Linked DNA regions of Mus musculus: region 1 is linked to region 2. The links are chromatin contacts, found by Hi-C in ENCODE. All regions are on one chromosome and are shown on one strand. Each heading gives the region's core, a stretch centred on a gene start or an enhancer-like site at or near the end of the contact. The rest is flanking DNA. Distances are from core to core; before and after follow the strand shown. Region 1 holds the start of Crabp2 (cellular retinoic acid binding protein II). Region 2 holds the start of Kcnab1 (potassium voltage-gated channel, shaker-related subfamily, beta member 1).

Evidence for each region. A loop is a pair of places that touch in the nucleus more often than their neighbours do.
Region 1: a loop to region 2 is called in a map of T-helper 1 cell, with 32 times the contacts of the local background. The contact joins the promoter of Crabp2 here to the promoter of Kcnab1 in region 2. A Hi-C loop is called at or near these places in 4 of 37 maps with a recorded cell type or tissue (T-helper 1 cell, T-helper 17 cell and regulatory T cell).

The regions. Positions count from the first base shown.
Region 1 is chr3:87,947,116-87,953,120 of GRCm38, forward strand. Crabp2 (cellular retinoic acid binding protein II) reads left to right here and starts at 1,578. Exons shown (of 4, transcript NM_007759.2): 1 at 1,578-1,795; 2 at 5,000-5,178; 3 at 5,363-5,479; 4 at 5,872-6,005. The coding sequence starts at 1,726. The coding sequence ends at 5,922.
Region 2 is chr3:65,104,525-65,110,598 of GRCm38, forward strand. Kcnab1 (potassium voltage-gated channel, shaker-related subfamily, beta member 1) reads left to right here and starts at 4,490. Exons shown (of 14, transcript NM_010597.5): 1 at 4,490-5,468. The coding sequence starts at 5,248.

The DNA of each region.
Region 1 (6,005 bases), core at 328-2,827, about 23 Mb after region 2:
ACTCAGAGCGCTTTCAGATTCCCCTTTCTCCCCACCTAGCTAAGCATCTGCAGTGGCGAAACTGCTAGACCCACGTGCCTCCTCTTCCAGAAGCCTATGCCTCCTACGCGCCCGCCCCTCAAATAAGCATTCCGCTTTAAAATTTAGAGTCCTAGACTCAGGCCGACTTGTCCCACTCCCTTCTGAGTGTTGGTGGTGGGGTGGGGGGTGGGGAGAGCGGCGATCCAGAGGCCCTTCTGAGAGGCAGCCTTCCTCCCTCATCCTCTCAAGTTTTCCACACCCCATTATTCGGGATTGCCTCGATGAAGACCTGACTCGAGTGACACTGTCTGGCCTCTGAGTGAGGTTAATCCTTCAGGCCCTGTCCTCAGCTCAGTTCCACTCCCCAACCAAAGCCTGCCAAGTCCCCAGTTCACCAGGTCAGGGCTGCCTGTTCCAACCTTGGCCACCTAGATGAGAAGGGGCCAGGCAGGGACCTTGTTTGAGATCCTGAGGGGACTACGGGGATAGCCCCGGGAGACTGAGGGCGAATGCCAAAGAAAGGGCAAACACTTGTAGCTCCAGCACAGAGCAACGTTGTTTCTGGCTTTGGGTTACCCGCGTGCCTCCGAGGCCGCTCCTGTCCTTTCTGCTGTCTCGCTGTCTTTCCACTAGGGTTTCACCCACGTAAAAATCAGCCTCGGAGAGGCTGATTCACCGCACTTTCAGCTCTAGATAGGGACGTCTCAGACCCACCCCCTCCCCACACAGTCAGCCTTCCCCCAACCCCGGAGGCAACGCGGCAAGCCGCGGGGTGGGGGTGGGGGGTGGTGGGGGGCGCTTGGCGTCTTTCTCCCCCTCCTTGTGGCCCAGGGGGCCCAGGGAAGCGTAGCCACCGAGAAAGCGCCTTAATAAAAGAGTCGTGTCAAGTGATTGGCTGTGACCTCTGCCCTTCTAGCCTCGAGCCGGGGGCTCCTGCTTAACCCTTCATTGTCCGTCCAGGGCTTGGAGAGGAATGAATGAGTTGCCTTGTGCTCACTTCAGGCGTCCCCAGGCACTACTTGAACCCAGAGCTGAGTCAAGGGGTGGAGGACAGAGCAGCACCTCCCTGTCACCCAAAAGAACGCTTGAATTCCGAGCTGTTTCATTGAGTCCATTTCGACTGCCGGTTGCCGGGGGGGGGGGGGGGGGACAATTCTTGCGCTAGTGGGGTCTCCGGATGCCTGGAGCTGAGCTGTCCAGAGCACCAAATCTGGTAGAGAACTACTAGGGAACTGGTGAAACGGGACCTGTGTTCGCCCTGCAGGCCGAGAGAGCATCCGTGACCCAGGCGAGAGCCGTGCCCTGTTCTTGCCAGAGGCACAAACCCCGTTCTTGCCTTCTGACGCTTCTCGGTCCGCCTACTGATGCGGGAGAAGGGTATCTTGGCTCTTGGAGAACCCTGGACCCACCCACATTTCTAGAAACAGGAGGGATTCCGGAAAGGATGGGGGTGAAGTGGTCACAGAGCAGGGCCCCCAGGTGGTGTGGAAGGCGGGGCGGGGGCGGGGCCGCCTCATGCACCAGCTGGGTATAAAAGCCTAGAGCTCTGGCGCCCAGCGGCTGTGCAATTGTCCTCCACGCGGCTTGGTCCCCAGGTGGAAGGATCTGTTCTGCAAAGGAGACAGCAAAGTATCTTTAGCCTAAAGGACTCAGCGTCCAGTGTTCTAGTTGAAGATCTAAAGAGAAAGCCACCTTGCTGCCACTATGCCTAACTTTTCTGGCAACTGGAAGATCATCCGATCGGAAAACTTTGAGGAAATGCTAAAAGCTCTGGGTAAGGAGGTTTTCGTGAGTTGGGAAGGGAGGACAAGAAGGGCGCTGGGGTCTTTAGAGCAGAGGCCGAATAAACGGAAGGGGGCCGAATCAGGGAATGTACCTGGGAGCCTGCATCCTAGGAAAGGGGCGTGCCGGATACCCTGGGTCCTGGGGCACCAGGCCCAAGACTCTTAAATCCTACTTTCTGAGGCTGGGCGCCCACCAGTGCCAGCTTCAACGGTGACTCAGAGCCTGTGAAGCAAGTAGAAACCAGAAGCACGAGGTTAGTCTCAGGAGGGGTTGGCTAGCCTCGGCGCCTGGACCTGCTGACCAGGGCACCTGGCTCTGAGCTTTAAGAATCCAGAATCCAGGCAGGGAGCCCCTAGGAGACATTCCAAGATCTTTCCGCGTACCCTAACAGTAACCCAATCCAGGCGACAGGTCCATTATCCTCAACACTTGGCTCCGCCCACCAGGTGGTCCACCACTTCAGCTCCCCGACCCTCCCCCACACCTTGCACTTCCCACTCCAGTCTCCCCACCCCACCCCACCCCACCCCACCCCCACCTGTGAGACATATTTTCCTACAGCAACCGGCTCCCAAGCCCTAAAATCGCTCTGGACAATTACCACTTTCTTAGATTTCAACAAATGTCCTCGTGTGAAACACCAATCCCCATTTCCGAAAGTCTAGGATTGCCTCCCTCCTCGCCACAGACCAGCTGCACCCTGCGCAACTGGGCTGTTAGCCAAGGGTGGGAACACAGGAACCACCCAGACTTTCCCTACCCACCTTCTACTACCCTCTAGGATGCGACTGAGCTAGAAGGTATAGGAAAGGAGAGACATCTGCGGAGAGATGCAGTTAACCGCCCCAGGGAGTGGAAACTACCCCAGAGCCTAAGGGTCAGCATGCCTTCCATTTCTGCACTGGAGAGGAGCCCTGTGGTGGGGAGCAGGGGATACCCTTGAGGAGCTAGGGACTGTATAAGAGTGAGTCTGGAGCTAAAAAGAATGTTGCGAGGGCAGTAGGGCCTCTGTTCTCATCTTTCCTCGCTGTTCATTCTCTTTGTGTCAGCTAACCGCAATGATCCTTAGAGTCATACCCAGTTTTCTTGCTCCGCCCTTGCGAAATTAAAGATCAGAGAATAGAAATTTTCAGAAAAATCTATTGCTGTCTCCTCCCTCATTCGCTCTAAATTCTGGCCCCTCTCTGCAGTGGATGTGGGAGCCTGGCATCACCCCCACCCCCACCCCGGGTTCCAGCTGCAGAGAAAGGCCCAATCCTACAGTCTGCCTTCAGAATGTTTGTCCTCCCCGCAGGGTCTCTCTGAGCCACGCGACTTGCTAGGGGGTAGATTGCAAACAGACCCGTTGTTACACAAACTGCCTGTGTCAGCCAAGGTCAGCTGAGCCAGGACCCCAGCTCTGCAGACTGAGGGAGGCGGGGTTCTCCTTAACACAGCCTCCAGAGACGCCACAGGGTCTGCGTTCAGGGTCCATGTTGTGGGAGAGTTCAGGGCTCATCATGATAATCAGGGCAAACACAGCAGGTCTTTCGGTTAGGACTGGGTGAGTCCACTTTGGGGCTAAATGAAGTGTCAGTTTTCTTCTCAGGAACCCAGAGCTATGGAATGCATGAGTATTTGTGTGTATATATGGGGGTGGCGGGGAGGGGGGTTGCACGGTGGCAGTGGCTTGTCCCCTGTAGCACCTTGAAGGGCCAGTTCTTCACCTCATCAGGCTTGGAAAGGTGGGGGTGGATCCTCCTGTTGGTGGCAGAGGGTTGCTCTCCTTCATTTACAGAGCCCTCTGTAAATGAAATGGGGGCAGGGAAGGGAAAGTATATGAATGAGGACACAGAGACTCTAAATACACAGAAGCTGAGCTGGATGGCCCTTGGATGATTCTTGGAGCTAGGGACATCAGAGGGGAGGCAAAACACTCCCATCTCTTCCCCTTCCCTTCCCTTCTTTCTTTCTTCCTTTCTTTCTCTCTTTCTTTCTTTCTTCTTTTTCCTTTTTTCTTTTTTTTGGTTTTTCGACACAGGGTTTCTCTGTATAGTCCTGGCTGTCCTGGAACTCACTCTGTAGACCAGGCTGGCCTCGAACTCAGAAATCCGCCTGCCTCTGCCTCCCAAGTGCTGAGATTAAAGGCGTGTGCCACCATGCCCAGCTCCCTTCCCTCCTTTCAAGACAGCAGAATTTTCCTTTGAAAGAGACCTGGAAATATTACAGAGAGCAGTCTGGCACAGGAAACTTTGTCCAAACCTAGTTTCGTTTGGCTTTTCTTTTTTTATTTGCATATATTACCTGCATGTAATAATGGGTTTCACTATGTTCTGGCTTGTTTTTTGTTTTTCTCATGGTTTTTTGAGTCAGGGTTTCTCTGTGTAGTTCTGGCTGTTCTGGAATGCACTCTATAGAGCAGGTTGGTGAGTTTGAACTCAGAGATCCATCCCCCCTGCCTCTGCCTCCCAAAAAAGGGTGTACACCACCATGCCCTGCTATGTTGCGGCTCTTTCATCCATTGTACTTGCTTTTATTTAAAAAAAAAAGTTTCTAGAAACTATGAATGTGCACTTGGCCTTGTGTGTCCCCCATTCTTACTGTGGAGCCATGGGACAATTAGAAGAAGCTGCTGTTTCCTTTTGGCAGTTGAGGAATCTGAAGCCAGAGCCGCTTAAGCTCAGGGTCACCCAGTTTTCCTCTGTATCCTCCTCGGCTGAGAATCTGCTCCTTGGGTTTGAGAGGGGCAGGGGTTGTGCAAATAAAGAGACCTAAGAGTACAAGGTAGGTAACTGGGGCAGAGAGGGAAGCAACCTGCTTGCCTGGTCTACCCTGCAAGTGGGCATGGGGAATTTAGTAACGGCCAGCCTACCTCACAGTCTCAAACCCAGTGGTGAGAGGCCAGAGTGAGGGAAACTGAACGCACCAGGTAGTCCGTGGGGGAAGCTGACCCTAAGGGTGCTAGGAATGTGTTGCTGGAATTTGGGGAGTCCTGCCCACCTACTGACTCAACAAGGTGGGGTCATATAGCCTGCCTCACCTGGATCCCTCTCTTTCCTCTTTCAATTTATAGCCTCTTTCCTTATTATCACCCCACCCCTACACTCCCCCCACACACACACACACCAACACACACACAAGGCCATCAAGATGGGGCTGCTCCAGCTGTCTCATGGCAGCCGGTGCCGGAGCTATCTGTCCTCTCTCCCCGCAGGGGTGAACATGATGATGAGGAAGATCGCTGTGGCTGCAGCCTCCAAGCCAGCAGTCGAGATCAAACAGGAGAATGACACTTTCTACATCAAAACCTCCACCACTGTGCGAACCACGGAGATTAACTTCAAGATCGGGGAGGAATTTGAGGAGCAGACCGTGGATGGGAGACCCTGTAAGGTGAGGGACAGGGAGGGCCCCCTCCGCGTCACAGCACCTACTTGCCACGTCTAGCTTCCCTAGACTCTTTGCTCTCATGAAGGAGTCCCTAAGGAGTGCAGGGTGCTGGAAAGGGGTCTGCCTCTGCTCCCTTTCGCTTGCACAGGCCCTTACTGTGAGCTCTTTGGTCTCTGGTCTCTTGCAGAGTTTGGTGAAATGGGAGAGTGGAAACAAAATGGTGTGCGAGCAGAGGCTTCTGAAGGGGGAGGGCCCCAAGACCTCCTGGAGCCGAGAACTGACCAATGATGGAGAGCTGATCCTGGTGAGCCCTGCCCCCTCCCCTCCCCTGGAAGAACCCCTGCTGCCTTCTGCGTTCTCTGCGGGGCTCCAAGCTCCTGCAGATTTAAGAGCAGCTGTGGCCACACCACCCCTCAACCTCCCGATGGGGGCTGTTTGAAAATGCTAACCCTTTTGGGTGCAACAAAGATGTGCCTAGAGGAGCCCAGAGTTTTCCAGCAGACTCTCCCTGACTGCCTATGGACTCCAGGAGGAAGTGGGTTTCTGTTTGATCCCCAGCAATGATGCCCCGGCATCCTTGCATCTGTTCTTGCCTGTTTGGGCTTGGAAGTAAAAACAGTCGACCTCCCATCCCCTCCCTCCTTTAAAACAAAGGCGCCCGGGTACTTCACCAGCTAACTACCTCTATCCTTACAGACAATGACAGCAGATGACGTTGTGTGCACCAGGGTCTACGTCCGAGAGTGAGTGCCTACGGGTCCAAGAACTGCCTGAGACGACTTCCGTGCCCGCTACAGGACACAAACCTCCCTCCCACGTCCATCTTACAA
Region 2 (6,074 bases), core at 3,240-5,739:
GGGAATTTTTTTACAGCAATAGGATAAGAATACACAGTCACAAAGTATTTTTTAAAGTTGATATTTAGACTTTCTAAATTGGTTTTATGTCTAGCACTCATGATGGTAATTGGATTTCTTTTTAAGCTGTGTTCAAAGGAGGGGGTATGTGAAGTCCTTCTGAAGTGAGGAGCTATATGCACAGCAGTCCAGAGGAAGGCTTCTTCAGTTACAACCGAACTCTGCCTGTGTCATCTGGAATGAGTGCTTCCTCAACCAGAGAATGCAGCTCCTATTGGGCAGTGCCTCTGGAGAGCCACATCCTTATGTCACTATGCCTCTGTGAGGAAACCAAGGTTCCAAGAATATAAGCATCCTGTTCAGTAGCAAAGGAAAGGGAAGAGGCAGAGGAAGAAGGAGCATCATGCTTAGCTGCAACTCGCACATCTGCTGTCAAGTCTCCAGGGTGGTTCTAGGAACTTTGAGATGACCATGAAAACAAAAAGCCCTGGGATACAAATTTTACACCCTGTAATCTGCATTTAAATATCACTATTACCAAGACCCAATATGGTTGATTCTAGTGCTAAAACTTGACTTCTAGGTAATAAATAGGAACCCATTGAGATCTTAGCCAAACTAAAGAGTATACAGTACTTTAGTCTTGTGCTATATGACTTTAGGGATAGAGTCATGACATCTACAGAACACACGCAGCAAAAGGTCTTCAGAATAAAGATATGTAGACACATACACCCCACCCCACTCCACCCCACCCCCACAAGTGCTTCAGCTGAAGGAAAGGAGTGAGAGGAAGCTGAAGGCTACTCCTAAGTTACAGGTGAGATGTCATGACTGGGCTTTGTCTACTGGTGTGGTGCTCTCTCCACTGCTTAAGGATGTCTCTGATTCCCGTCTTAGGGAATATGAGCAAGCGCTTCAAAGGAAAATCAATAAGCAAAGGAGATCAGTAGACCCAAGGGAAATGATGAAATGTGCCTAACAGCTGCTACTACTCCAATAGAGACTTGTTTTGTATAACATGAAAGCAGAAAGGATGGGGAGTGGGAGAGAGGCAGTAAAAGGGTGTTTGGAGGTGACTGTTACCACACTATGTCACAAATACTTACGATGACACTTACTTCTTTTTATAATTAATGTTTGCTAGTTAAAAAACAAAAAGAGCAACCACATAGAACTTTGCATGACTTTATGAAGCAGAATAAAGGGATTGCATGTGGGTCTTTCTCCAGGGTACATTTCAGCAGCCCTTCCTAGAGAGCAGATCTATAGATTGCTTTCTACCTTTTGGTTTTTATGACAGAGGTATGCTGTGGTCACTCAGGCTGGGCTGGAACTCACCATTCTCCTATAGAACATTAATGACAGCTTGGGATGTGTGGAGTATATCTAGTGACATTCATTGTGACTAATAATGACATTTAGAAGCTTAAATGTTAGTATGCTCCAATAGTTTCTTATGAATATTATTATAGATATAAATTATATTTCCTGCCTGTATTAAAGCAGCCTTATACAATAATGTACTAGAAGCTGAATAGCTACAGGAGAAAAAAATATTTTCTCTTAGTTCTATGGACTGAAAGTCTGAGATCATAGTAGCAAGCTTGGCCTCTTCTGAGGACTCTGCCCTGGGCTGGTAAATGGTCCTCTGTTCTGTGTCTTCACGTGTCTGGCCCTGGTTCTTATTATAAGGACATGTGTCATATTTGGTTGATGCTCAAACTTATGGCCTCGTTATACTTATGATGTCTTAAAGACTGTCTCCAAATACAGTCACATTCTGACACACGGCGGCAAAGACAGGGCCTCTATACATGAAGTTTGGGATGAGATAATCTAGCCCATAACTATATCTATACATGTATATGTGTGTATCTATGTAAATCTATCTATATGCAGGTTTGTGTGTCTATTTAAGCCTGAAATTCTCATAGTGTGTGACAGTAAAGGAACATACATTGTAAGTCTAACTTCCCCAGCTTAATTAGCATGTGGCCTGCTAGCAAACTTATTAGGAATGGGCACTCTACAGCCAACTGTTATTTAGCTTCCAGGCTCCTGAGAGCGACTGGTCCCTTAATTCTGGGAAGTATGAGGATGTCTGGGGAAACTATGGGGCTGCTGCTTGCCTGTCAGAGTGCCTGTGTGGTATCAGAGATGAAAGGCTCACTGTGGTCAACAAGAAAGAAGCCTGCACTGTGAGCATCCTCTGGCCTCAGATCTTTGATTCTCTATGAGGCATGTCCCAAAGGTTGGGACACTGGACCACACTCAAGAGGAGCAGAGGAAACTGTGGGGCTACCATTCACTCCTTTTCAGTATAACTGGCTGAGCTTCCAAGTGAATGCACAGGATTTTCTTTGGTGGTTGTTTTTAAAGAATGGAGTTTATCCAGGAAAAGGCATCTCCCCCATCCAACCCACCTTCCCCTCTCCCTCTTCGTTATTTCCTCATCACCTCTCAATTATTTATAGATTGAGCACCTGCCATAGAACAAGCAAGCACTCTGTGTGGTCCTATTGGGGTCAGAAATGCTCTACTTTGTATGTCTTGTTCAGATAACCTTTTCCCTGATCTAGGCTATGCTGTGCTTTTTGGCATTTCTCTGCTAGCCCCTTAATAAAGCTAAACACCACACTGGTTAATATATCCAGGCCTCTTAGTCCATCCTATAAAGCCAGCAGCACTCTCAGCTGAACCCCTGCCCACCTCCCCTCCCCCAAAGCCAGTGGCCAAGTTAAAGTCCCTGGTTCCTGACCCCTCGGGTCTGAAGGGCATCACCTCCCTCTGTTGTTCCCAGCCTGCTTTTTTCCCACTTTCCTTTTCTAAAAGCTCTTTCTTTTGATTCCTCCCACTTCTTCCTCTTCTCATTTTGACTGCTTTCCCAATTCACGTTGATCATCTCCGATGAGCTGGCTTAGTGTGCAAAAATAAAGGTTCCTATGATCTGCTTCCTCTCTACCCACTGTTTATTCCAAAGATTAAAGAAAGGTACGTCCCAGTATTCCTGCCTGGGTGAAAAGAAGAGGTGCCCACTTAACCCTGCCACCCTCAGTCATCCTAAATATCCTCTGTTAATGAACATACTGATTTTCCTAAGGGAAAGAGTGAAAATATATAGAGGATCAAGAATTGGATGCCACAATGTGGTTTAAATCTTATCTTCAGGTTCAAAGTTGTTAAGAGTAATAATATCTTGAGTGGATCTCAACACAAGCACAGAGTCTCCTTGAGGATTTCACTTCTGCAACTTCATTTGCTTGGGCAGAAGTGGCCAGAGCAGCTGTTTTATTTATTAATTTATACAGGCAGGCTATGTCATCCGTGAACATGCTTCCCTGTACTCCTGATAATCAGATCAGACCCATGGGTCCTGCCACAGGGGAGTCCATACCTTTGGGAGGGCTGTTGAGTCTTCGTGTGCTTCCTGAAACTCTGGACATTGTCATGTGTCCCAGTAGCCAAGTCAGATTATAAGAGAAGCTCCACTGAAGTGTTGTAATGGATCGAAATGAAGAAATGTTCTCCAGGCTCCTGAAATTCATTCTTTTTTCATTCTGTTGTGCTTAGTGTGGGTACCACTCCCGTGGACACATAGAGTATGATTTTCAACATAATCAGTCTCTGAAGACCGAGTGCTTTGTCCTTCCCACCCAGATTGCCTGCTCCTTACGAACTGAGACACAGCTTCCTAAATTTCCCTCCATATTGATCTCTATTGCCAAGAACAGAGATGGATTCACAAATAGCGTTTGTTGTTTCTTCCTCCTTGACAGTGGGGTCTGTTGGGGATCACATTTAGAAAGAAGCTTTTGGAGAAGATATAATTTAACCAAATTCATAGGACGAGTTATTTCTCTCATACTTCAAATGGAGAGATGAATTATCAACTAATTGATAGTTTGGTCTGAGCAGGTTTCTTGAGCAGTTGCTCTGAATGGAACATCCAGCCAAACAAGAAATGCATCTTATATGGGTTCAGGCTCAGCTCACAGAACTTCTTGCTGCCCATCCCTGTGGCCATGACAATATATATGGATCCTGTTACTTTCCTGACCTGTTTCTCCCCCATTGCACCTACCCCCACCTGTATCCTCCAGCGGGGAGGACCCATTGCTCCCTGCAGCATCCCAGACGTCTCTACTCTGGTATTTTAAATAAATTTGCAGTACGTTAGCAGACCCCACTCCATCCAGACTGCACTGTGGCTTTTCAGGAAACTTCTAACTTATCTGCATAAGAAATAACATGCAGAGGGGATATGAACCCTGACAAGGCTAATATCTGAATTCCAAGCTGTGTTCCAGCAAGTCAGAAGAGCATTCACGTGTTAATCAGTAGTGTGCTGTTCTCAGAGCACCCCACTCAGCCTCCCCAACTCAGCCTTTTCAACTCCTGCGCTGCAGCAAAATTTGGTGGCATCTAGGCAGAGCCCCCTGATGGAACAGCCCTCCCAGTCCTGTTCCAGTAAGGAGTGGTCACAGTGATCTTTCCTTCCCACTGCACACAAAGGCAAGGCGCTCCTTAAAGGGACCTCCCAGCTCTTCTATGCAGTCGCTAACCAAGTAAGTGCTGGCTCAGGAGACCCAGCTTTTGCCCGAGGATGAGTGGGGAGGGGTCTTGAGAAGCCTCCACCTCCGCATTCTCCTAAGCACAGGAGCGAGGTAGTTGGCAGGCATAGTGGATGGAGACCACGGGTCCGCGGGGTCCTGCTTGCTGTGAGCTGCTTCTTGGGATGCTCCTCTCCAGTTGAGCCTCCTGCCTGTGATCCAGAGGGTGCTAGCAGCGCATCTTGCGGTATGCCTGCGTTGCTTTGAGCCAGCGCCCAGAAACCAGCCCTCTGCATTCAGGCACCTCGGACTGGCTCCAGGCAGGGCTGTGTGCAGTCACCATGAATGCTCAGCTCTAGGCTTCTGCACCAGCCTCCTGACCACATGGATCTGGCTGTTTAATCAGCCGAGATCACAGCCTGGGAAGATTGGAGAGGCTGATTCGCGCTCCAGCTGCCGAGGCAACTTCCAGCTTGGCTGTTTACTTCTTTGGGTCCCGGGGACTCTGTCCTGCCCCTCAGCCTCTTCTGCCACTGTGTGGGTCCTGAAGTCAGCTGCTGGGACTCCTCTGAAGGCATCCAGGAAGGGGGGCAAGAGGGGTTAAAAGACAGCCGAAATCCCCCCAACTGCTCACCCTCTGCCGACCGCCTGTGTTGTGGGGTTCTGAGAGGACCTTGCTCTGTCCTGGGAAGCAATGCAAGTCTCCATAGCCTGCACAGAGCACAATTTGAAGAGTCGAAATGGTGAGGACCGACTTCTGAGCAAGCAGAGCTCCAACGCCCCCAATGTGGTGAACGCAGCCCGGGCCAAATTCCGCACTGTCGCTATCATCGCTCGCAGCCTGGGGACCTTCACCCCTCAGCATCACATTTCTCTCAAAGAGTCCACCGCAAAGCAGACTGGCATGAAATATAGGTATGGTGAGGTCCCTCTGCCCGGGGTTTCTGTGTTCTTTGACGGTTCAGCCAGGCAGTTGTTCCTGTTTGAAAGTGACTTAACTCAGCGCTTGTTTGCTTAATTTAGAATTCTCAGGTGTTTGCTTTGAAATTAGCCTTTTGTGGGGGGAGAGCTGAAAAGGGCCAAGCTGCTGTGCATGCACAAGTGCGATCTTTAAGATGTGGCCCATTTTTTTATATTCTAAGTGTTACGAACACCTTAGGACCATAATGAGTTCCAGAGAGCGGAGAAAACACACCTAAGAGCTAGGAACTCTTTTCTACTAGGACAGTTTGTCAAGAGCAGAAGTGTTTGTCCTGCTTGATGCACAGGCTGTCGATTCTACGCTTATGCTTTTCAGAATAGTTTCCCATCCCACGCTGCACTCTTCCCTTTGAGAGACCGAGGGAACATGTTAAGCCCAGCTCTTATTAAGGAAGGTTTGTGGTAGCAAGAAACACCTACAACGGTGTTAGAGACTGAACACTGCTGTACTGAAATCTAAATTACTGCCTGAAGTGAATGAAGTGCGACTGTTGTTAAATACAGGGGACCAGCTTTTCAGTGCCGGTGAATGTCTGTGTC